Linked DNA regions of Homo sapiens: all the other regions are linked to region 5. Evidence: chromatin loops called from intact Hi-C (ENCODE). Cell type or tissue: PC-9. All regions are shown on one strand.

What was found. A loop is a pair of places that touch in the nucleus more often than their neighbours do. Peaks named below come from ENCODE experiments on the same cell type or tissue, not always from the same donor. Only the 100,000 strongest peaks of a DNase experiment are listed, where the experiment ranks them.
Region 1: it touches region 5 in a loop (6-fold over the local background); 4 of 110 quality-filtered maps call a loop at or near these places.
Region 2: it touches region 5 in a loop (10-fold over the local background); 2 of 110 quality-filtered maps call a loop at or near these places.
Region 3: a loop joins it to region 5, with 5 times the contacts of the local background. A loop is called at or near these places in 3 of 110 quality-filtered maps.
Region 4: it touches region 5 in a loop (5-fold over the local background); 2 of 110 quality-filtered maps call a loop at or near these places.

What each region holds. Positions count from the first base shown.
Region 1 is chr7:83,646,612-83,651,611 of GRCh38, reverse strand. SEMA3E (semaphorin 3E) reads left to right here and starts at 2,473. Exons shown (of 17, transcript NM_012431.3): 1 at 2,473-3,184. The coding sequence starts at 3,070. In PC-9, no CTCF peak of the experiment used is centred here; DNase peaks (open chromatin) are centred at 2,541 and 2,861; H3K4me3 peaks cover 2,344 bases; H3K27ac peaks cover 1,432 bases.
Region 2 is chr7:83,682,642-83,687,641 of GRCh38, reverse strand. No RefSeq gene overlaps it. Among named protein-coding and RNA genes, the nearest start is that of SEMA3E, 36 kb to the right of the region's middle. RefSeq lists enhancers at 981-1,488, 2,172-2,671. In PC-9, no CTCF peak of the experiment used is centred here; a DNase peak (open chromatin) is centred at 2,571; H3K27ac peaks cover 2,490 bases.
Region 3 is chr7:83,521,897-83,526,896 of GRCh38, reverse strand. The region is part of intron 1 of SEMA3E (semaphorin 3E); the gene reads left to right. Among named protein-coding and RNA genes, the nearest start is that of SEMA3E, 120 kb to the left of the region's middle. In PC-9, no CTCF peak of the experiment used is centred here; a DNase peak (open chromatin) is centred at 2,416.
Region 4 is chr7:83,545,401-83,550,400 of GRCh38, reverse strand. The region is part of intron 1 of SEMA3E (semaphorin 3E); the gene reads left to right. Among named protein-coding and RNA genes, the nearest start is that of SEMA3E, 100 kb to the left of the region's middle. In PC-9, no CTCF peak of the experiment used is centred here; DNase peaks (open chromatin) are centred at 2,710 and 3,610; H3K27ac peaks cover 561 bases.
Region 5 is chr7:83,466,411-83,471,410 of GRCh38, reverse strand. SEMA3E (semaphorin 3E) reads left to right here. Exons shown (of 17, transcript NM_012431.3): 3 at 2,109-2,168; 4 at 4,810-4,929. Among named protein-coding and RNA genes, the nearest start is that of SEMA3E, 180 kb to the left of the region's middle. RefSeq lists an enhancer at 2,622-2,881. In PC-9, a CTCF peak has its summit at 2,732; DNase peaks (open chromatin) are centred at 2,220 and 2,940; H3K27ac peaks cover 1,739 bases.

The DNA.
Region 1 (5,000 bases), 180 kb before region 5:
GAAATTGGAGAACCAGTGATGGAACCCATCATGGGGGAGACTGCAGCTCCTGATGAGTACCCAATTTTCTTTTTTTATTTTTCTCCTTTTTCTACCAGACTGAGATTGCTCTTCATACAATGATGTAAGACTAGCAAGAATGAGAGATTTTGGAATAAAACCCTTGACCTGGCAATCAATTCCTTTCTAATTGGCATTTATCTTCTCCCCTGGTTTTCCTTGTTGTCTGATATTGTTCAAACTGCTAGCCTGGATCCTCTCAAATCAAATACAGTAACATCACCTGATATTGTTGGTAACTCCAAAGTTTTTCAGTCCACTAAAGCTCTTCCCTTACTGTTGGTGGTGAGTCAGTTGTTGTTATTGTTTTTAATTTTCTATTTCCATGTTTCCCAAGAGTATCTAGAAATGGCTCCCAAGGATTCAGATTTTGATGTTGTGATTTGTCTATAGTATTATTGATTTGTGTGTAATTATGAATAGAAGCCTCTTTTATTCTCAAAAAAAGTCTTGTTTAGATGATGAGCTATTTGATGACTCTACTTCTGAGGATTCTTCTTGTTTTATTTTATGATGTAAGTGACTAATTTGGTCCCAAAGACTCTTTATTCCATTGCTAATGCCACATAGGGGAAACTGAGACTATAGATAGTTTTCTTAACAGTCATTTTTTGGCATCATCTATATATTTTCTATAGGATAAAGATAAAGGTAAAAGGACATAAAGAGTAGTTAAAAGAAATAAGTAAGGACATTGACAACTGGCAGATAAGCCAAAGCACATTTTGAGGAATCTAAACAACCCATTATTCTGGCATTTACTTCTAAATTGCTCCAACTTAATCTGAAGGATGAGATGTAAAACCAAAGACAGATCTTGGCATTCATAACATATATTCTCTTGTCAACACTTTAGAGGTGCATATTTTGTGTACTAATGAAATGATTGTAATGTCTCACATTGTCTCAGTTCTATAGTAGAGTTAGGACAGGCACTATGCAATCTTAAGTAGAATTTCAGCTATGTGAGAGTAGCCATGAATTTGCAATAAAAGGTGTAGGCACCACATTTACTTTTCCTATAATCCTACTATTAGATAACACATATAAGAGCTGCTATTTATTTTGTCATTTGTTTCCATCCTAGAAGAAAGCAAAAGAGAATTTTGAAGGTACAATGTATCACATTTAGAGCAACCTTTAGGTCTGTAGCTCATCAGACTGGCTTTTAAAATATGCAAGCATTCCAGGTTAAAAGTCTCTAAATAACTTCATGTCATTTTACTGTTAAATAATGTTTAGAGTTTGCTATCTTTTGTAGACCTTGGAAATCTAATTATTTATAATGTCCAGTGACATTTACATTTTGCTAAATATACTCTGCTTGTACAAGAACATCTCATGATTAGAAAAATGGGTAGAGAATGCCTGGCTGTACATATGCTTCTATATAATGCAAAAATATCAGGGTGACACATGTTATCTTTTTGTTATAGTTTCGTGATTTTAAAACATAATTCTCAAAAAGTTTTTAACTATTAGCATTTAAAATACAGAATAAGAAAAAGTTATCATAGTTGAGATCAGTGTTTACCATTTAACTCTCCACTATCAAATCAAATATCTATTCAAGTTTATTGGTATCTTAACATAATACCATTCATTTCCATGCCAACAGCTCCTGAGTGTTTGGCTTAGTTTTTGAGATTGATTGAAGGTAGATTGTAAAGTTGACCTATTGTGTTAAGCTTATTTACACAAACACAGTGCCTTGGAAAATCAACTCTGGAAGTCCATAGCAGTTGAATCCTAAGGTATTGCACATCCTAAGTTTTCTAATACCTGCTTTATAGAAATCCCTTGGGTGGTGAATCTCAACTTTGCCAGTTACCTTACCTGGGGGAAATTACTTCAACATTCCTAAATTTGAAGTAAAATTTAGGAATTGCTTTAGGACAAAGGATTTGCCTTTAATTTCATTTGACCAATTTGCTTAAGTAAATAATTTATCATTTCTATCAAATTTATGAGACAGTCACAGATGAACTTTTTTTTTTCAGGCTCTTGAAACACACTTTTCTTAAAAGAGTTTAAAAATAACATCCCTAAGATATAAGCAATAGAAAAAGACTTAATTTTGAAAAAAACCTTATGGCAACAGTGAAAAACAGAATTTGGATTCTGGATGGTTACAAATAGATTATTTTCAAAAGAAGTTGGATTTATTCAACTTAGGTCAATTTATCTTGGTAAGAATTTAAAAGCGCTTTCTGATGCCACATCCTTGTCTGTCACCTATTCTTAAATAATCAGTCTATGTCATCACCCCTCCCGAACTCCCCATTTCCCCCATCAAAATGTGGACTTCTCTCCTGCTGCTGAGTAACGTGGGGCTGGTTATGACTGGGAGGGAGGATGGGAGCGAGGCACGTGGACCAGAAATACTTCCTAGAAACAGCAAGTACGCTGCTCAACCCTGCCTGAACTTTCCTGTAAACAGCCACTGACAGACTGCATCCCTGCTGGGTGGATCCTGCGACTCCTAGAGGGAATGGCACTTCTTGTTTTTAATTAGCAAGGTGAAAGGTGAATTAAAACTAGCAGTTTGGCAAGTCAGTGCAAGAGGCTGACTTCTGAGAGGCTTCCAGGAGCCCGAAGAGAGGACCTCCACGGGAGAAGGGAGTGCGTGTGCTCGGTTTTGTTTTTTTCTCTCTTTTTTTTTTTTTTTTCTGAATGAACAGCTTTGCCCAAGTGACTGAAAAATACAGCTTCTTCCTGAATCTACCGGCGTAGTTGCTGAAGAGCGCTCTAGACAGGACATGGCTCTGAAGACTCACTCTTTGGAATGTCCTCTTGCTCCCGGCTTATAAACAACTGTCCCGAGGAAAGAAAGGTTTTACATAGCCAAATACAGCCTGACAAATGGCACTTCGGAACTGTGCTTTCTGATGACAACGCGTTCGATTTCTGACAAAGCCTCTCGCACGCTGCCCCTGGAGGGAAGTCCTAAGTAAAACTCAGACCCTCCTTAAAGTGAGGAGCGAGGGCTTGGACGGTGAACACGGCAGCATGGCATCCGCGGGGCACATTATCACCTTGCTCCTGTGGGGTTACTTACTGGAGCTTTGGACAGGAGGTCATACAGCTGATACTACCCACCCCCGGTTACGCCTGTCACATAAAGGTAGGTTACCTTTCCAGATCCTTTTGTTTAAAAAAAAAAAAAAAGAAAAAGAAAAAAGAAAAAAAAAGTCGTTTAACATTAACATAGGCTTATGGTCTTCAAAGACCTTTAAAATGCACCTGAAAAATTTATTGCAAAACTGACCTAAAATTCTAAGTACCTCTGATTAATGTGTCATACTCACCTCATCTGAAAACAGTGCAAAATCACATGTCAACTTAGAGATGTTATTTTTGTCTGTAAACATTGGATTTTATCAATAAGGAGTTCACTCACTAGCCCGCGGAACACAGGAAGGGAGGAAGCAGGTTGAAAATAGCCTTGAGAGGCTGAATCCACCAAGTTAACAGTAGATATTTAAATATCAGTTTATGCATATGAGAAACAAGGATGCTGGGAAAGGGCTATAGAAATAGGGGTGCAATTTGTTCTTTTTGTTTTTGTTTTGTTTTGTTTCCATAATGGAGGTAAGAGGAGAAAATAAAAATCCCGAGGAGAAAAATGATGCCCTACCCATAACTGTCATCATCATGTAATTAAAATGATTAACAACTAATATAAATTAGTTTTCCAGTTGAATTGATTATTAGAATTTTTTCATGTGTGGCAAAGGAAAATAGTTTATGACAATGCTTGTAAAATGGCTAATATGGATTAAAGTATTAGTATTCACTAGCATTTGTAGTGTAAATTTATATTGCCTTAATGAAGATCTAACAGCAAATGTTTAAATATTTCATTCTACAATTGTCTTGTAAAGCAACATCATACTCATAAATAAATGATTAAAAGATAGATTTTGCATCAGGACCAATACAAGCCAGTCATGAATAGGTTTGGTAATTCCTCCTGTAAACAAACAAATAATAAACAAAACCATGCTCAGAGAAAGTGACTTTGCTGACTTAATATAAATTCGGAATAAATTGTCAGCAAAGAAGTATTTATTATCACTAGCCATTGACACATTGAGACAGATAGCAGATGTAATACTCAGGATTACATAAGAATCATTTTTCAATTGTGTAAGCTTTTAAATTGTCCCCCACTGTAGAAAGAACAGAAGCTTGTATTTTCTAAGTACAGGTAGAATATTTATCAGGAGAAACAAAAAGGGAGTCCTCAATTTTATGTGACACGTTTGGCCTTTTTGTCTTTTTATTGGACAATCTTCAGTAAATGTTGACTATAGAAATTTTTTCATTTTTAGAATAGTGGATGTTTTCTTAGTTTAAATAGATTTCCTATAATACTATCCAGTAGATAATATAAATTTAAGAAATCCATTGATACTAAATTGGTAAAGTGTTTAAAATATAGTGCCCAGAATTAACACTAATCTTTTAACTTGGGAAGATGTATCATGGTATGTATCAAAATGCCTATTTCTAAGAAGTTTATCATCAAAGATGTCAACATGTACAAATTTGATGTGATGGAATATGGACAAATAAAAATGCAAAAAAATATAATTGATTGTTTTTCTTATGTAGACAAGTAGATAAGCTGCCAGTTTTTGCAAGCTACAATTCTGTTATATCTAGTATTAACATTTTATACCCTATTATTGGGGTACTTGTGTTTTCATGGTTCAATATCAGTGTGTTTTCCAACAGGTCACATTTTAATATTTCATAAGAGAGTTAATAATTTGATCAAAAAATACCAAAGTTCTCTGATACAAGTAAATGTTATGCATAATACTATTATCGAGTTCATCTTTATTATGTCACTTATATTCAAAGAAATAATTGTAACTGATGTTATGAGTGGTGTCATATGGTGTGAGAGTAAAACCGCTAGTATCTATATGTAC
Region 2 (5,000 bases), 220 kb before region 5:
TTTGTTTCTTGTTAACCCATCTTTGCTATAGAAGTGCGGCCATGACCCTTATGATGAGTGAAGAAAGGTATCACAACTTTCCACCCTTACAATACAATACACATTATTGTTGACTATAGGTAAAACATTGTACTGCATTTCCCTAGAGCTTATTCATCTTGCTTGACTGAAATGTTATGCCTGTTTACTAGTATTTCCCTATTTTCCTTTCCTCCCAGCTCCTGGTAGACACCATTCCATTGTTTGATTATAAGAATTTGTCTGTTTCAGATACCTCATGTAATTGGAATCATGCATCTTTCTGTTACTGGATTATTTCACTTAGTGCAATGTCCTCAACAATACCTCTTCTTTTCACAGGCACAACAGAACCTAAAGTGCAGAACTCCTGTTTTCTTGTTTCTTCCTTCCTTATTTTTCTTCTTGCAAATTTAACAAACAATGCATTTAAGGTATAAAGCATGGTGCCTGATAAAAGGGTGTTTTTACATGGTAGTTTTTACTAATTTGCAGCCAAATAGTTATTTCTGAGTTGGTATCAATCCAGATTTTAGAAAATAATTACATCGATTCTATGGCCTTAGACTTAAAATTCTCTGGGATCACTCACCCACAGTATGTGAAAAAGAAGGAGAAAAAAATTCATGTGGGCCAAGAGGGACAGCAGCCCAAGGCTCTTTACTTCTACCCCAGCCAGGTCCCAGAGTAACAGACCTGCTTGGTGTATGTCTCTGCTAATCACTGTATGAGAAATTTGGGGCCTGATTTTAGCACTTATTCCTTTCTCTCTTGCCCCAATGTGAGTGACAAATACACCAATACTTTCAAAATATATTCTTGCAAATGCATTTAATCTCAATAATATTAAAAGATATATTTACAGAAAAATCACTTAATGGAAGTTCAACAAAGTATTACACTAAAATTATGACTGAACATGATTTTTGTGTATTTTATAAAATTTGTATATGTTATTTAACTTAAAAACAGCTGTCACATTAAAACACACACTCACAATTCTGATTTCACAATTCTACTTCTTGGAATTTATCTTATGGAAATACTCAGAGAAATTCATAACCACGGGTATGTAAGTGTACTTACTGAAGCATAAATAATAGCAGAAATAAGCAACTTAAATGTTCATTAATAATGTTATTGAACATAATCTATTGATATTTATTGATAGTCTTCATCAGTATTACTATGATTTTTTAAATAAAAGATGGCTTATACACAAAATATACATGCAGAAAAACATGCAACCTTTATTAACAAAATAAATATAATCATAGAAAATACATGTGATACTTTTTTTTTTTTGAGACTGAGTCTCACCCTGTCGCGCAGGCTGGAGTGCAATGGCGCAATCTTGGCTCACTGCAATCTCCGCCTCCTGGGTTCAAATGATTCTCCTGCCCCAGCCTCCCGAGTAGCTGGGATTACAGGCGCCCACCACCATGCCCAGCTAATTTTGTGTGTGTGTGTGTGTGTGTGTGTGTGTGTGTGTAGTAGAGACGGGGTTTCACCATATTGGCCAGGCTGGTCTCAGACTCCTGACCTCATGATCCGCCCACCTTGGCCTCCCAAAGTGCTGGGGTTACAGGCATGAGCCACCACGCCCTGCCAATACATTTTAAGACAAAAAGTGAATAATGAAATAGCACGAATAGTATAATCCCAATTTAATAAAATGTGTATGTATTACAAGAAGTTTATACTTACAGACACAAAAATGTTCACTTTAGATTTGTTAGGATATTGGGTTTATAGGTTTTCTTAATTTTTTTAAAAAAATCTCTGATTCTTTTTTGTACCAAGCGTGAATGATTTTATACTTAGAAAAATAAAAAACTAAAATAATACAAAAACAATTAGTGAATCATATACTGCTTATAACTTTAAAATAGACCAATAGTTATAATTTAAAACTTCAGGACTTGAGATAATAGGATTTTGAACACGTAGTCCAACTTCTTTATTTTTCAGAGAGCCCAGAGAGGTAAAATTATCTCCTGAGGTTATGCAACTCATTATTATTATGTATCCAATACATACCAACCTTCTTATTCTAAAATGCTTGAAGTCAGCTTTCTTCAATCCACATAATTAGGTAGACGTTACACATGATTACGTTATTTATAGCCATAAAGATTACACTACAATTTTGTGCAACACCATTTTCTGAGTACAAGATCTGGCCCATGCTGAATCTATAAATAGACTTTTAAGATAATGTACTTGTTTACCTCCACTGTTATTCTTCAATTTGTTGTTTGGTTTTAATTTTTAAATATCTGTTGAAATAAAACCAAGATAATTGTGGTAAGTTCTAATTGTGCAGCGTCCCTCACTTTGACTTATGGGGAAACCCTGGGCCCTCTACCTATGAGTCTTAAATACCTTCAGCTTGCTAAGGCCTTAGAGATGGTAAAGAGCTCCCTGCTGTTTCAAAGCCCTAGGTAAAGTGGAGAATCCACATTCCATCCATTCCTCCCTGGGAGGAAGGGAGTTCATCAGGCATTCAGTACAGATCACAGCTGCTGAAACCACCAAGGTGATTCCCACAGCCCTAGACATTAGATTCCCACAGCCTTAGACCTTTATGAGTTCTGAAGCTCTGCCCGAGGGTTCCTCCACAGGAGCACACCTCAGGCACCTGCTCCCTTCATCTTCTGGGAAACAGACGGAAGCCCAGGGCACTTTGTTAGATTTCTCACAGTTGCCTACACTGACAAGTTTGCCCCACCCCATTTCTTATTATTTCAGTTGTGTCAAAAGTTCAGAAATTTGAAATTGAGGAAATAGCCATGGAATTAGAATCATAGCAAAAAGTATGATTTCCTGTAACTCTTCAAGAAGTCCTTGGGATTTTATAAAGATAACCACTAACTTACACAATGGTGGCAACCAGAGAGAATTTTAAATAACTTGGCAGCTAATATCAATTTGTTTCTTAAGAAAACATACAATCAGGTAATTATTTCCACCAAATTTATTTAAAATTCACAGATGAGCACATTATAACTTTCTAATGGCTATGACAAAAATATAAAACTTTTTGACAAAATATGATTCTTAAGTTCAATGACTCATATTATTGCAGTATTAAACAATTTATATGAACAGAATAGGGTTTGGTTACATAAATATGTGTGGTGATAGTAGATAACTAACCGTCCTCAATGATGACCCCAAAGTGTTTGTAAAAGCATAAAGCAGTGAGATAATTATCTAGTCTTTAAATCTCCAGACATTTTCACCAAATATCAAAAAAAAAAAAAAAAAAAAATCAGAAAATCAGGCCAACCGCCTTGTTTTATATGTTTCTTCTTTTTCTTTAAAAGTGTATATGTTTGCATAGTGTTTGTTAGTTAATGAAAATGATGAAGAGGAGCTGCATGTACTTGAGGGCCATTTTTTAAAGAGGGAATTAATGTCATTTAATGTAGAGTTCTTGCTAAGTAACAAGTCTAAATGCTTAAATATCTTCTGGATCTCTCTCAGTCTCCACTGCCAGTTTAAGGATACCAGAAAGCTGAATTTTGAGCCTCAAGTTGTCCCCATGGGGGCCATAAAAACAAATAAGCTTTGAAAATTTTTGATTTCTAGGTTTAGGTGTTCATAATGCTTGTTAGTGTGTGCAAATAATCACATCCTCAGATTATAAAATAAAATTTTAAATTATTGAGTGACATAGTGATAATTGCACAGATTTGGCTATTTCTAAGACAATAAAAATTATAGAACCTACCACAATCACTACCTTTAAATAATTATAAGGAGAAAAAAACCCAAGATGTACAAATAAAAATAAATAGTAGAAATAATTCTGAAATATCTTTATATGTTGTACATTAGCTAACAATCATATATATATATATAATCATTGGATTGTTAGCTAATGTGTGTGTGTGTGTGTGTGTGTGTATATATATATATATATATATATATATATATATATATATATATGCCAACATTCTTCTCTCCTGGTGATGCGAATTACAGATCATGTTTCTCCATATAATTTCAAATGGAAATTATTTCTGAGAATATCATAGGTTAGTACCAACTGATAAAAATTTGTCACATAGATTTACAACATAAAATTATTTTGCCTCTTAAATTTTAAAGCTTTGGTTGTAAAACTGCTGAGAATGGTGATAGAAATTATGAACCTCCCTCCCAACACAGAGATCAAAGACAGCCACCTACAGAACACGTTCAAGGCGACGGTCATTTGGAAAAATAAGGAATTCATGAAATCCTAAGCCTTTTACTCCCTCTTCAAGCAACTATAATCTGGCTTCTATGTCTACTGAGAGTGACTGCATCATTAAGCAAACCAACAACTCCCAACCCCCACTGCCATATCCAAAGGTTCTTGTGTTATTAGAGTTTATATTTAAAGTTAGTTTCTATTTCCTTTTTGAGATTCTCTCTCTACTCCCTTGGATCTTTTATGCCCTATCATTGGTTAATAGTTTATTTCTCCTGGGCTCTTCTGTCTGAAACTTAAATGTTACTGTTCTCCTGAGAACATGTTGGAGCTGGTTACTGCCCATAAACACCTTTCAGTCTGTATCTTCCTAAAGTATTATACATTCTATTTTTTACCTTACGTCTCCACTATGTGTCTTCCTGGAGCCTTGTTTAGAATTTAGTGCATCATCCTGCACTTGCAGTTGTGTTTTCTCTTAATTTTGATAACAACAAGAACTCTGCCATCCAAGCAGACCAGGAGATGAGGCCTCCTTTTTGCTCACTACTTACCACTAAATAGACTAACACTTGCTGATTTTACCTCTTGCATGTTTATACATATGTTCTCCTCTCCCAGACACTGTAGCCACTCCTCCTAAAATCATGAATTCTTTTTCTTGGATCTCTGCAGCAACCTCCTATTACCAAATTTTCTCTTTTCAAACATAGCCTCCTCAAAGCTGCCAAAGTGATTTATGTTAAACATAAGCTCAAACATTTGAAGTCTGTGCTTCAAA
Region 3 (5,000 bases), 55 kb before region 5:
TAGTCAGAGCTGATCCACGTGCAGCCACAATATGAGACTACTTGGGACCCTCCCACGGTTTAACTGGTTGATTAAAAATTCAGTTGAATAAAGATAGATGACAACATATACACATTTTAAAAATATTCTCCTATTCCTTCTAAAACAAAAAGAACTTTTAAAGCACAAACCACTGAACTATAAGAAGGGGATAGAAAACAATAGCAACTTAATCTTGGCAAGTGGATAGCACATGGATGAGTGTAATTGATTTGGCAGAACCGAGGTGGCCAAATCTTAATCCCACAAAGGCACAAATCAAGAAAAAACTTGATTTGTTCCATGGAATCTCCTCCAAAGCTTCAGGAATTGAAAGTGCCAAGCACCTATATCAGTGAGGGCAGAGGTTGGATTCAAAACTTTGGTTAAAAAGTCTGTTTAATAAGCAGTTGGAACCCCAGATCTTCTACCTTATCCAATATAACCTTTCTACTTCCTCTCCAATATCCCTGAAAATAATGAAATAATTTTTTTTTCTTTGAAGTAGGTAGAACAGAGTATCTTTGCACTGAAGTACTGGACTGAAATCAGGGAAACAAGTGAAACAATAAATATTAAATATCAAGACAGATGCTGTGCTGCTATGTGTTTAAAAACCATCTCTCTGGGAAGAAAGAGCCTTGATTTGTAGGATTTTCCGACCTCCATGGTGTAAATTGTACCACCACATCCAATTTCTAACAGTCAACATGATATCCTAGAATGTCAACTTGGGAAGAAATGTGTATAGGCTGTCATTATCATTGAATTCATGCCAGTTCTATTGAGAGCCACCTAGCCTTCTTTTCCTAAGGCTTCAGAATGCTGGCAGCTCTCCAGAGACACAGTTGAAATATTCTCCTCAGAGGAATCTGACTAGTCTAAAGAAATATATTGATGCTGGACTTCCTAAAAAAAAAAAAATAACCTACCAACCCTTTCTATAGCAAAGCTTACAGTTGACAAGCTCTACCCATGGGCTTAGAGATTCCATTCTTGAGCTGCTTTTAAACACAAGTATACAACCCAAGATCACTGGATAGCTAAGGAAATCATCTAAAATGAAATATAGAGACGAAAAAAAAAAAAAAAAACCCAAACAAACAAAAATGAAGGAACTTAGAAGAAACAAACTATTCTGGAAGAAAATAAAGATCTTCATAAAGATCAGAGAAAATATTGCATCCATGAAACAAGATCAAATTGCTACTTTAAAAATGAGCAGAAAATAAAACAGCTCTTTGAATTTAAAAGTATGCGAAGAAGAATAAAAATCTCAGAGGAAGTTGTAAAAATTAAAGTTGAGGAAATATTCCAGAAGTAGGGGGAAATGATGAAAAAAATACATGAGAAAACAAGAAAATCTGAGGTCACCCCAGAAGTTCAAAAAATAAGCATTGCAGAAAGAGAAAACAGAACATATGTGAGAGAAGTCATCAATAAAGTAATTGAATACTTTTTTTAGTAATTAAATAAATGTATTTTTAGATTGAGAGAGCCCAGTACAATGGATGAAAACAAACTCATACCAAAGCAGGTCATCATAACATTTTAGAACACTGGAGAAATATAAAAGGCTCTGTGAGGTTCCAGGGAAAAAAAATTAAAATGAAAAAACAGGTTACGTAATTTTCAGGGATTAATATTGCTTTGTTCTTCATAGCTTCAACTCTAAAATCCAGGAGGCAACAGAAAATGCCATCTAATTTCAGAGGAAAATGTTTTCCAATATAGAATTCTGTATTCAGACAAAGTGTCAATTAACTTAGGGCATTGAATAAACACGGTTCAGACATGCAAGTTCTCAAAAAGTTAAGCTTGATGCACCGTTTCTTAGAAAACTCTTAGATGATGTACTTCAGTAAAACAGGATGATTAGCCAAGAAAGAGTAGCCAATCCAGAAAGAAGGGATTCAGGTCAGGAAGAAGCAAAAGGAATCCCCAGAGTAAGAGTGATGTGAGATCTCAGGATGAGAGCTGCACCAACAGAGGGTGGCTAGTCCACTGTGCTGCCAAGCAGAGGCTCCAGGAGAGATTTCTTTAAGGTGATGAAACTGATGGACTACCTGATGCATCCCACAGCATTGAGAGGTATTTAGACAACCAGTAGAGAGTTACGGGTTGAATTCCTAATTTAAACTTAGAAAACTAAGCAGATTTTAAAAAGAGAGACAGAAAGAGAACATTAAATCTCAGAATTAAAAGTAGATCAGAAAGAAGGAAAAAGCCATATTTATATCATGTATAACTTTTTTTCAGGGATAAGCTTTTAAAATGTCACAATATTTTAATAGCACGAGAGCTCACAATTCTATACTATGTACAATGAATGACGTGTTAAATTCATAAAACACACCACCTGCTTCTAGGAATGTTGTGTGGCCCCTGCACAAATGTGCTCTCTAAATTCCTAGAATTGCTAACTTAGTGAGTAATGAAACTATTTGGAATTTCTTTTTCCTTTGACTAAATGTCCAAATTGATATAAGATAGGTCTCAGATTTCAAAATTTTTGGTCCAAGGCTTGTAAAGACAGGTTTGGCCTTTTTATTTACAAAAATATTTCTTTTATTTATCTGCTGAAGAAGACTGGAGAATATTCTTTCCTCTAAGGTACCTCAGGTGGACTCACAGAATATTAGCACATTAGTGATTTATAAACTTTTCTACTGATATGACTTCCTTATTAAGGGAGAAAGAAAACTATCTTACAAGGTCTATGAGGCAAGCTTATCTAAGTATAAATCAAAATGTAATTTTTGCTCAAAGCTGTGTTCTATTTTTACTAAGGTAATCTTGTTGGTTTATATTGTTTATGAAGTAGTAGATAACAATATTTAAATTAATACATAAGCATTTGATTGAGCAAATATAATGTTTCTCTGTTATGAGATTTTAAAATGTGATTTTTGAAGCATTTTCTCAAAAGAAACGTGAAATATTTTATTAAATGTTTATTTCTTAAAAATATCTGTTACCAGGCTTTCTATGTCCTAGGCAGTGTGAATGCAAGGACAAAACATGTTCTTGCCCTAATAATGCAGCATTTAATCTTAAAAAAGAAAAATACGTGTATATTATTTACTGTAATTTTATAAAATACAGTGGAAATCATAGATACAATGTATGGACACCAAAGGAAAATACATAGATAGGAAAAGGCCTTAACAATATTTATTGTTTCTCATAAAGCGGAGGAAGATAAATCCACCAAGGAGACAGGGTGATTGGCCAGAGAGGGAGAACACACAAGAAAGTGTCAGGAAATCCAAAGCAGACAGAATTGAAGATGGCAGAATGGCTAAGAGAAGCACATGCCACTGAGAGAGAAAAGCGATAATGACAGGAGAGTTAGCAGTCAATTTGACAGGATAGGGCTGTTTGATTACCTTCCTGGATGTAACTATCATGGATTGGTGAGACTGAAAAACCATATTTTATCCATTAAAAATGAAATTTGTTACATTTTTTAAAACATGCCTCTGACTTCCTCCCTCTCCATCCCCTGACCTCTTTCCTGAATACTTTCTCCTTCTTGACAAAACTAAAAGCTGGTACTCTCTTGAGATCACTCTTTCATCTGGGACAAACACGAGTAAAAACTGTTCAGTCTCCAACTCAACAAAGGTCAAGTTCAGGAAGATGGAAGGCAAACCTCTCAGTCCTTAATACCATAATTATAATAAGGGGCAGAATCACCGCTGAGTGCATAGTGTGTGCCTGCACTGAACATGAATCTCTGATGCTCATTTGCTCTGGTATACTCCCTCTAGCTCTTTTTGCTCCTGCCATCTGCCAACTTCCTATTTCCTCGGATTCACCCCGTTCTTATGCTGGTGTTGCCATTAGCCTGTGCTGTTCAAGTCTCTGTGCATAGTTGTTTAAATGCTACAGCTTTATACTTCCTCACCTTCCTAACGTATTCTCACCAATCCTGAGAATTGTGCTTAGGGGCTTACGAGAGTAACAGGATTGTTAGAAAAAAGTGGGAATTCAAGTGAGACTAAGTCTCTCAGGCAGACTGAGCAAAGTGTGAGGGAAAAAGTCTTGGATGAGACACTGAACCAAATAAGGATGGAAGGAACAGAAGGCATTGAGGTAGGAACAGAAAGACAGCTAGAAAGATATCATACTAAAAAATGGTAACATTTAACAATTGCTATTTTTCTATTCTTCTCCATTGTATCTTCTTAATAATGTCATGGATCTTATCTCACATGCTGTCTTAGGTTGTGTTCCCAAAAAGACCCTAAAATGAGGTGTGCAAATGATTTGTTAAGGAAGTGATCTCAGGAAACACTGGTAAAGTTGGGGGGATCAGGACAAGGAAGGAGGGGAAAAGACAAATAAGGATGCAATCTCAGGCAAAATCCCCTAGAGGGTAGCTTCAGCCTGATCCTACAGTGAACTTTAGATTATAAATTAACCCCTAGATGTACCCTGATAGAGTCGAGGGACCTGGGCTTTTATATCCTTGTACCTGTCAAATATTGGTCAATGGCTATCTGAAGAAATAAGTTCCCAGGCACATCTGGTTCTCTGTTGTGTTGATGAAATAGCTCCATTAGCTAATGACAGTAATCTGATGATAACCACAAATAAAAAAATGTCAGGAATAAAAGCCCACCAAGTTAGAAATAAACATATAGAAAGAAACAAAGGAAAGCAAAAAGTAATTTGTAGATAGAGTACCTTTGTATAAAATTATTGCTTAAGGTAGCATTGAAATTTAGGAGAAAACTGATAATTTCTGAAGAATCAACCATGAGACACATTTATGATACATCTATAGGACACTTCTAAGTAGCACATCTTTATAATGCTTCTGTATAAATATCTTTATAATAGATATAGAGCTAATCTCTATAATAGAACATATCTGTCAAATTTTTGTCTCTGCCCTGAGTGCCATCTTGGCATCATGACTTTAGATATCACGTGGCTTAATTTTTGTAAAAGTGCCTACAATGAACTGAGTTGAG
Region 4 (5,000 bases), 79 kb before region 5:
ATGCCTTACTATATATGTCAGCATTCCACTGATATCACTGGGTGCCACACACATGCACAGGAATTCAGAAGTTAGCTTACTGGAAATGGATAGAATAACCATTGTAAGATCATAACAATTTGATTAGTTCTTCAAAACAAGGATTTGGATCAACACAAAATACCATCTGTCTAAAGCAATTGTGAATGTGGGTGTTATCCGTTCTCTAAATGATAGGCGACCTATATAGTCAATACCATATGTGTTTAATATCGAAGCAGATTAGATGAATGAAGACAGTTGATTTTCTTGGCTTACGATGTTTCTTTAACATATTTTTTTGTGGATTGATTTGTGTAACCTCAAATGGCGTAAATAAAACTGTGGTTTTTACATTGCAAAAATTATGGACTAAAGAAATTTACTGCAGGATAGACGAGGGTATTTTGACATGCCAATGTTAATAATGTGGATGCTTTAACCTAGAAAAAGATTGATTTTGGAAATGAAACTCCTAAATATGATTATTTGCCATTCATTGCTGAGCTGAAACTGTTACGGCCATAAATGCACAGAAGAAAAGGGAAGAAAGAATGGGTTTAACCTCATAATGATTAGATTATGGAAAAATGAAAAAGCACTCATGTTGCTGACACTCATGAGGAAGCCTAGAACTTTTAGTATACTTGTCTGGGATCTAGCAGAAGATGAAAATAAGTGGATAAAGTCATTTTTACATGTTTACATTTTACTGTTTATCTTTAATAGTAATATTGGTGAAAATGTCCTATGGATATAGAATTAAGAAAAGGTGAGTTAGACATTAGATACAGAGACAATAATGATTCAATGGAAATTGATGAAATACCTAAATATGAGCACAGGTTCCATTCAATTTTAATGATACGAATGGGATAAAAGTATATTTAAAATGAAAAATAAATCATTAAAGAAGCCATGTTTGTGTGTAAAGGAAAATAGTGACAAATGTCAAAGACAGGAAAAGCATAATTGGATTTGATAATCAGACTAATAGATGGTAAAACCAGGACTCTAACTCAGGTCCATCTGATGGATGGGCTGTTCCATTTATAATTAGCAAATAGCCTTTATGATATGTAAAAGTTGTGCTTGAATAGAGATAAGAGTAGTGCTAGTTTGTTGAGACGTTAAATGAGATAACATGTTAAAGTATAATGTCAATTAAAGAGCTATACAAATATAAATTGGTATAAAATGTTGATATGAATGTTTCCATATAACTCAAAAATTGAGTTTTCATTATGTAGAATTCCAGTATCAAAAGTTTCTATTTGGTTGGAGATGAAATATTGTTTAATATGAGATATTAGTTTCTGTTTTGTCCTTCTTATTTGCATACTTGCAAATTCCCAGATGGTAGCCAGGCCTTTGGGCTTCTTTGTCTTTGGAGCATATGTTGTGATAGGCTGAAAGAGAAAGTTGCTCGACTTCTTCCTGGATTTTGTTCTCTAAATCCTAAATGTTGAGAGTTTATGCCCAGAGGAGGAGAGGGAGGAATAGAATTTGTGAATAAGATAGGTCCTTATTGGACCCAGGTCAGAGTTGGAGCATCTGGGAGTAGTGAGGACTCTTATTTTCCTTGCTTCAGGCATGCAGTCATACCTAAGAGGAAAAGGCTGCGTGGTGTATTTAGGAACAACATATTAGTGTGCTAGGCACTAAGGCTGTCAGCCTCAGTAAGAATCTCAGTGCTCAAGTTTTAGAAACGGCAGAGAATTGACAACTTCTTAAGGGATTATGCAGCCTGGGACTACAAATATTAACAGAGGTGACCAGGTGGACCAAAGACCAAAGGATCCACTTACCAAATACTCTTTCTAGATATAAAAGACTCTAAAGATCTCTAGACTCTCTAGAGAGGGAAAAAAATCTCAATAATGCACACGACTGAAACTCCTCCTTTCTGTTTAGTGGAGTCTCAGAGTCATGTATAATTTAATTTAGATAAAGAGATAGTTTTTGGACTTAACTAGAATATTGTAATAGTCATACTTCTATAAAGAAGACAGGCCCTGGGGAAGTAGTAAATCACAGATCTTTATACCTTGACTTGTTTCTAGCAAGCCATGAAAAACTTGAAGTAGAGCTGTAAGGTGGAGAAAACTTAGTCATTAAATATTTTTAATTGCTTCCAAAATTATAGCATCAATGTGGGTGTCAGAAGTGATCAAGTTCATCTCAGTTCTCTGTTTCTCTAAAATCTCTTAAACATAGATGTGAAAATGGAGAAAGGAAAGGCCTCAGGATAGATACAGTGTGTTTAAAAGGAAGTAGAGAGAGATTAATCCTGGAACAAAGACAGGAAATAGAGGAGACTAAATCTCTGGTTCATGTGCCCACCTTGGTCTCACTGGAGCCAGATATGGAAGAGGATATTCTACTGAGGGTAGCCAAGTTCACCCCTCTGGATCTGGCAGCCTCATCCAGACTGGGAAATGCTACCAGTTCCTCATCTTGTGTATTTATTTTCTGTTGAAAGATTAATGATTACTCTAGCCTCAGAGTGGGTGAACTTTTTCATATGTCTGCTTTAGTAAGCCTACTGGAGTCTGGCTGCTTGCCTCACCTGGCAGTTAAAAGGCAGGATATACCCCTCTGAAACTCTGTGGGTGGAAGAAAATTTGCCTTGGCCTGTGTTTGCTTTAGACAAACCTGCTAACCAACATCTCTAGCAGCAACCAAGAGGTTTTGGCAAGCAGCCAATTTCCTAAGGTTAAACATAAATCTTTAGACATGATTTGATAAGAAAATAATAATACCATGCATTCATCATTTTGGTGGCAGTTATACCAAAGTATGTCTGACCACAGCGGACCAGCTCAACTAAACTACCACGAGTTACCTTCCTTATTTAGGCTGTGAAATGTGGCAGAATAAGTGATTCCATTGTTAAGGGAAATCACACCCATAAAGAAAATCAGAGTTGATGGTTTTCTTACATAGATTTGGGCTTCGTGTTAAAATTCTAGCTGCAATTTTGCCAACTGGAGAAAAATTAGAAAAGTTTATAGAGCAATGATTCTACTGACAGCATCTCGATGAACTAGTCTCAGATTGTTAGACTTGTGTGGTATTTATGGGTGAATAATATGAAGTCCCATCAACTGTGATGTCTGACTCTGCCTAAATGCTAATTAATAATAACTTAAAATATTACTTCATAAAGATTACCAAAAGGTGTTATTCAGAAATAAAATTATAATGTTTATTAAAATACACTTACGATGTTAAATCAGTATTCTAAGAAAATTTGGCTCCAGTTAACATTTGGTGGTTTTTCAAAACTCTCAGGATGTATCACATAGGCAATTGGTTGACATTTTAGGAAAGACAGCTTATTAGTTCATTCTCAGCCTTGCTTATCATTGCTTATCATTTTCAAATGTCACCATTCTTGCTTTATAATCAGACATTAGGCTTGCTTAATTTCATCTTAAATTTGTCATGCACTTTTTGTTTAAACAAGTTTGAGTAAGGTATCTTCATCAATAAAATTTTGATGTAGGATTTGGTAACATTTACTTCAACCAGTTTGCTCTGCCTTTTGACACAAATCAGCCATATCTTTATTGCTAAATAGATACGTACACTCATAACTTGAACGTGCACTGTGTTACTCATCATTAATTTATTTTCCATTGGAATATGAGACATAGTGATACAATGAACATGAAATCTTTTGTCTAGACTCAGTGGATAGCATGAAAAAGTTTAAGACACTAATAAGAAGTTATTTCAAAGTACATAATGGGGTATTGATACAAATCTAATGTTGATCCTAAAGTGAAATCTATATCAGCTAATGGAAGAAAAACAAATGAATGTAAGATTTGTCTTGAGTAAAATTGTTAACGTAGGAAATGCTGGTTATGTTTTGTCTTTGTCTTCTCCATCCTTGCCAGTTCTTACTCCCATGCTACCAAAAGACTGGACTCTGTGCCTTTGGCAGCCTCCTCCTCCCCACTAGCCCTAGAGCTAGTGGTCCCACATTCACTATATTCCCCTCCTTTCTCAACACACACACACACACACACACACACACACACACACACACACACCCCTTATTATAATGCATCTTAACATGTTTCATTAAGCACCTAGTATTCAACTAGTTAAGTTATCCAGTCATCTAGTAAGCCTATAGTTATTCAGGGTAATAAGATTTGTAAATATTGGTGTTTTAGTGGAACATTATAAGATACTGGTATAGATAATTCTATCAAACATGAAATTTTTTTCCCAAATAAAAGCCTGCAGTTTTTCTTTATCCAATCTTATCTAATACTGATACATTATAATACTTGTCATCGTGGGATAATATGTGTACATATATAATTATATATAAAATATAAAAATATAATATATAATATTTTTATATAATATGCCCCCATGTAGCTTATTCAATTATGGCTCCCATTTCTAAACATTCCTAGCACTAAATGAAGTATAAATGCACAATAAAATATATATAATATATAATATTTTTATCATATATGATATATAATATATAATGTTATATAGATATCCGTCATACTACTGGAGATATATATTATATATATATATAATACTGGATATATATTTGTATATATATACACACATTCTACTGGATACACACATAAACACACACACACATACATATACATCCATACAGTATACTACTGGAAAATGGTGCTAACATATAATTTTCTTCTGACTTATCCCCAGTAGAGGCAAGAGAGCCCTGTCAAATGTCCTTAACAGTTAAAAGTTCAAACTGCACAGCATTTCCCTAGTTTTGACTGGCACATCTGTTTGTTTTCTCCACTATTTCTTTTTTTTTTTTTTTTTCATTTCTCTTCAACAGTTTTGACCTAAATAGCTGGGGAATTATGCCAAGGAAGGGTATCACACTGGATATAAAACTACAAGTTTAATAAAGCCTTGAAAAGCTTTCAAGACAAATCATAGTAGGTATTTGGGGATTGGGGGAAGAATTTTGT
Region 5 (5,000 bases):
CAAAGCTGTTTTTTCCCTTTCTGTTCCAAAGCAGTCTTATCCTGACAGGAGCGGTCTATACTAGTGCAGATTTCAACACTTTTTTTTTAATGTTTTAATTACTATAGTGTTATGTAGAGATTTGATTGAGCAGCTAATGTTTCTGAACTTTACTTACTAATTTTCAGTGTCCTTAAGGGTTCTGTAGTGTTGTTATCAAAGCAAAAAGAAAATGCTGCATAAAAATACCAAACTTCAGCAACTGTTAATACTCAGATCATATACCTCTTAACAAATAGCATCTTATGCTAATTAGCCCTGCTAAACTATGTACAGAGAAAACTGTTCAAGTATTGGATTTGAAAGTAAGTGACTTATGTTTAACAGAACTAATGATGTATTGAAACACTGTATTATGAAAAGCTAAATTATACATCATTGTAACTATGTAGAAAATGTAGACTAATGTATAATCAAAATGCTAAGGATTTTTATATGGCCTTGTATGAGGGGAGTTTGAATGTTAATAAACATGTTTTCCACTTTAAGATCCAAAAAAAAAAAAAAAAGAAAATGTGGGGGAACCACACCTTAACATTACAAAACACTCAGAAACAGCAGACTATATGTGTGCATAGGACTATTGAGGGAACTCAAAAACCCAGTTCTTAGTGAAAAAGATAAGAAAGAGATGAGATTTAACTTCAATACTATTTACATAAATTAGAAATATATGCACAAAAAGCAATAGTATACACTTTCTAAGAATACATACAAAGAAGGCACCTGGTAACAGGATACAATAGTTGCCTCCTGGGGGATGGAAATAAAACATGGAATGGGAAGAAGGAAATAAATAATTAACTAAAATAAAAGAGGGACCTTTTAAGAGTGTTGATGAAAATGAATTATGAATTGAGTAATATAACAAACTCAAACCTCTGCACGTAAGTTGATAAAGCAAAAGAAGGAAAAAATAAAATAAAGTTCAAAACACAATGCCTGGCACATAGTACAATCAATTCTATAGATTAAGCAAAAAGGGGACCAAAAGGAGTCTGAGAAAAGAAAAGGAAAGAAAGTGATAAAGTAAAAAATTTCTTCCAAAAATAAATTAAGTTTTGCAATTAGAAATTTGTGGAACCAGTTAACAAGTATAACTGATTTCTGCTTGTGGTCTCAGGAAAGTGCTAGATACTATTAGAGGTGAAAAAGAAAAATTCGATATATTCTTCTTATCAGAGAATAAACCAACAAACTTAAAATATAAGTTTTAAGGAATGTATAAAGGAAGAAACCAACAATCTTAAAATACAATTAAAACTTTTGGATACCCAGTTGGAAACTGGTAGAGTTAAACAATGTTTTTTAAAAAATAATCACTTTGGGAGGCCGAGGCAGGCAGATCACGAGGCCAGGAGATCGAGACCATCCTGGCTAACACTGTGAAACCCTGTCTCTACTAAAAATACAAAAAAATTAGCTGGGTGGGCCATAGTCCCAGCTACTCGGGAGGCTGGGGCAGGAGAATTGCTTGAACCCAGGAGGCGGAGGCTGCAATGAGCCGAGATCACACCGCTGCACTCCAGCCTGGGTGACAGAGCCAGAATCCACCTCAAAAAAATAAAAGATAATAAATAAATAAATAATCAAAGAGACAGTATGGTGTATTACTGGATGATACATTATAAGTCAGCATTTAAAGAGTCATTCATCCTTTAATCATTGTATGCAGCAAACATTAGGAGAGCCCACCACACAGCAGGTTCTGTGTTAAGTAGTAAAAACACAAGAAACTGCAGGAGGTGCCTGAGTTGGAGCACCACTCAGGTTTAACATGGGAAAGGGCTAGTTAAGGCATGGCTGTCCTCTGAAGGGCCAAGACTTGAAGTGAGCTTTCAAAAATATTCAAGAAAAAAAAGGATTTATCATAAAGTAAAAGCCCAGCGATACGTTTCTTAATTATGCAAATAATTCTGTGAATAACACAAAGACCCACTGTATCTTATCAGAAAACAGAAAAAAAAAAAAAAGGAAATGTTTTGAACTGTAGAAGAAAGTGAAATGGTTTTCAGTGTGGTTTATTTTTATATGCAGTTGTCATAATAGTACATTATCTTTTATTTTAGATACACTGGCCGAGTACAGCTCTAAAAATGGAAGAATGCATAATGAAGGGAAAAGATGCGGTAAGTATGATTCATTGTAAATTAAACAAATCATCAATTATATCCCTAGTTAACCACAAAGAACTGAATCACTGAAATTTTTATTTGCTCTTATAAAAGTATGTATGCAATTTGGTTCATGAAGAAAAAATATATAGGCATATAAAACATAATTATGTAAAATTAATTTCAATGTAGAGTTGAAGCAGAGATGCCATTGAGATCTTGGTTTTTATTTTGTTTTCTAATATCTTAATCAACTTGGGTTTATACATTCCTTATACTAATGCTTATTTCTCATGTATTTGGCAGAAAAATAATTGCAGGTAATTTTTTTTTTCTAGGAACAGTTAAGCACATTCTTTGTGAGATTTCACTTTACATTGTTTAGTAAATTAGAAATGAATGAAGAAACAAAAAGTTTGAGAGAGGCAATAAACACATTTTACCTATTCCTAAATATTTTTAGGGTCTCTTCTACTTTAAGAAGCATTATTCTCTCTTTCTGTAGTTTCCCTGCTGGGTGTGAGTGGCAGAATGCTGTGTATCAGCACCCAGACACAGTCCCTAACACACTAAGACATCAGTGATAGAACTTTCACATGCGAGCAGTGGCTAGCTGATTTTGTGACACAAATGCACCCTGGAGGAAGTCCTAGACATCTGCCTGTGAAAGTGAACTTAACCTTTTTTTCAGTTAAAAAAAAAAAAACTATATAAATGACTAACACACATTATACCAACTCCTCATTCTCTGTAGCAGCTGGGTCACAGCCAAGGAGTGAGTCAGCACATTCCTGTTGCCTTAGCCCACAGCATGATGCTGACTAATTGAACATATTCTTAGGCCATGTCAATCTAGCTCAGCTGAGCCAAAATGTGGTCTAATAGGTTCCCTCTCAGATGTGACGGTGTGTCAAGAGAGGAAGTGCAGGTGCTTATGGAAATAAACAACACATATTTTCACCATGCCTGAATGAAAAGATTCTACCAAATATATGGGTCACCCAAAGAATAAAATATCATGTGAATGCAAACTTGAAGAAATAAGTGTACCTGTGTGCTCTGGATAATCAATTCGATAGTGCACTCCTCATTCTAGCCAAGTGATTCCACTGGCCTTTTCCTCCTAATACTGTTATAGGATAGACTTTAAAGTGCTGAAATCACAACAGGTCCTTATAAAACGTGACAGTAACTGATGATTGCATGTATTGATTTCAAGTAATACTGGGCACTAAAAGAGTTTAGTATTTATTTCATAATTTATTTTTAATGGAATGGCAACACCTAATTTGTCAAAAGAATGCTTGCTAAAATTAATTTAGCCAAGTTGATTTTGAAAGCTATTGTAAACTATTTTTTTAAATTCAGTATACTGATCATAAAATTCATTTACTGATGAATATATTAAAACTTTGTTAAGCATGTTATGTATTAGGTGCTGTGCTCAATTAACTGGGAAATGCCGAGATGCGTAAAATAGATTCTGCCCTCAAGAAGCTTAGAGTTGAATACCAGTGTTGACAAACTAGAGCTTCTAGGCCGAAGGTGGCTTTTTGCCTATTTTTGTAAATAAAGTTTTATTTGAACACAGCCCCACACATTTAGTTTTGTATTGTTTATGGCTCCTTTCATGCTATAGCTGCAAAGGTGAATAGTTGCAACAGAGACCAGATAGCTCATCAAACTAAATACATTTACATTCTCGTCCTTTACAGAAAAAGTTTGCTGATCCCCAGTCTACTACTATTTCTTACAGCAATATAGTAATCTTATCATAGTCCTGCAACAAAATGTTATTTTTGTTGGTTAGTTTTCCATATTTACTTAACAATTCTCTCTGAAGGTGCTTTATGTGAATTTGTGAGTGTGAGAATATAAGACTTACTTTCCAAAACATTAAAATTCTGTTTGCCCTAAAGACTACATATTTTGAGAGGCTGAGGCAGGCAGATCGCTTGAGCCCAGGAGTTTGAGACTAGCCTGGGCAACATGGGGAAACCCCATTTCTGCAAAAGATACAAAAAGATTAGCTGGGCATGGTGGCACATGCCTGTAGTTGCAGCTACTCCAGAGGCTGAGGTGGGAGGATCACTTGAGCCTGGGAATGCGAGGCTGCAGTGAGCTGAAATTACACCACTGTGTTCCAGCCTGGGCAACAGAGTGAGACCCTGTCTTGGGAAAAAAAAAAAAAAAAAAAAAAGACTGCATATTTCCATATGAATAACTATGCTTTTTCAAATTTTTGGTTTTAATGACTTTATGCTGATTCATTGTTTATACTGTACTTAAAAAACTAACAGCATTGGGAATAACTTAATTACTTAGTGGAACATATTGTCATGAGAATTTTTACACTTGAAGAAATTTCTGAATAGTGCTTTTTTTATTCCTCAGTTGTAAACTAGAATACATGAAAAATGATGCAGTCTCATTATAAAATGTAATTTACACATCACTGCTAACCAAAATGTGTTTCAATCACCCCAGTTTCTTCTCCAAGTTCTTGTCCTCTTTTCTTCTACCCCTCTTGCCTCCTTCACCCAACAGAGATTTACGGTAAAACATGAGCTTTCTAGGGCTAGGAAAAACAAAAATCAAAAAGGACGAAACATGTTTATTATACTGATAGATTCCTTCCCTTTTTTTCCTGCTTTAGGGTGAATGTGCAAATTATGTTCGGGTTTTGCATCACTATAACAGGACACACCTTCTGACCTGTGGTACTGGAGCTTTTGATCCAGTTTGTGCCTTCATCAGAGTTGGATATCATTTGGAGGTAAGATGTTTCATTCATTGCTGTCAATAAAAACAATGCTTAAAACAACCTTGTTCTCAAAGAAAGACTAC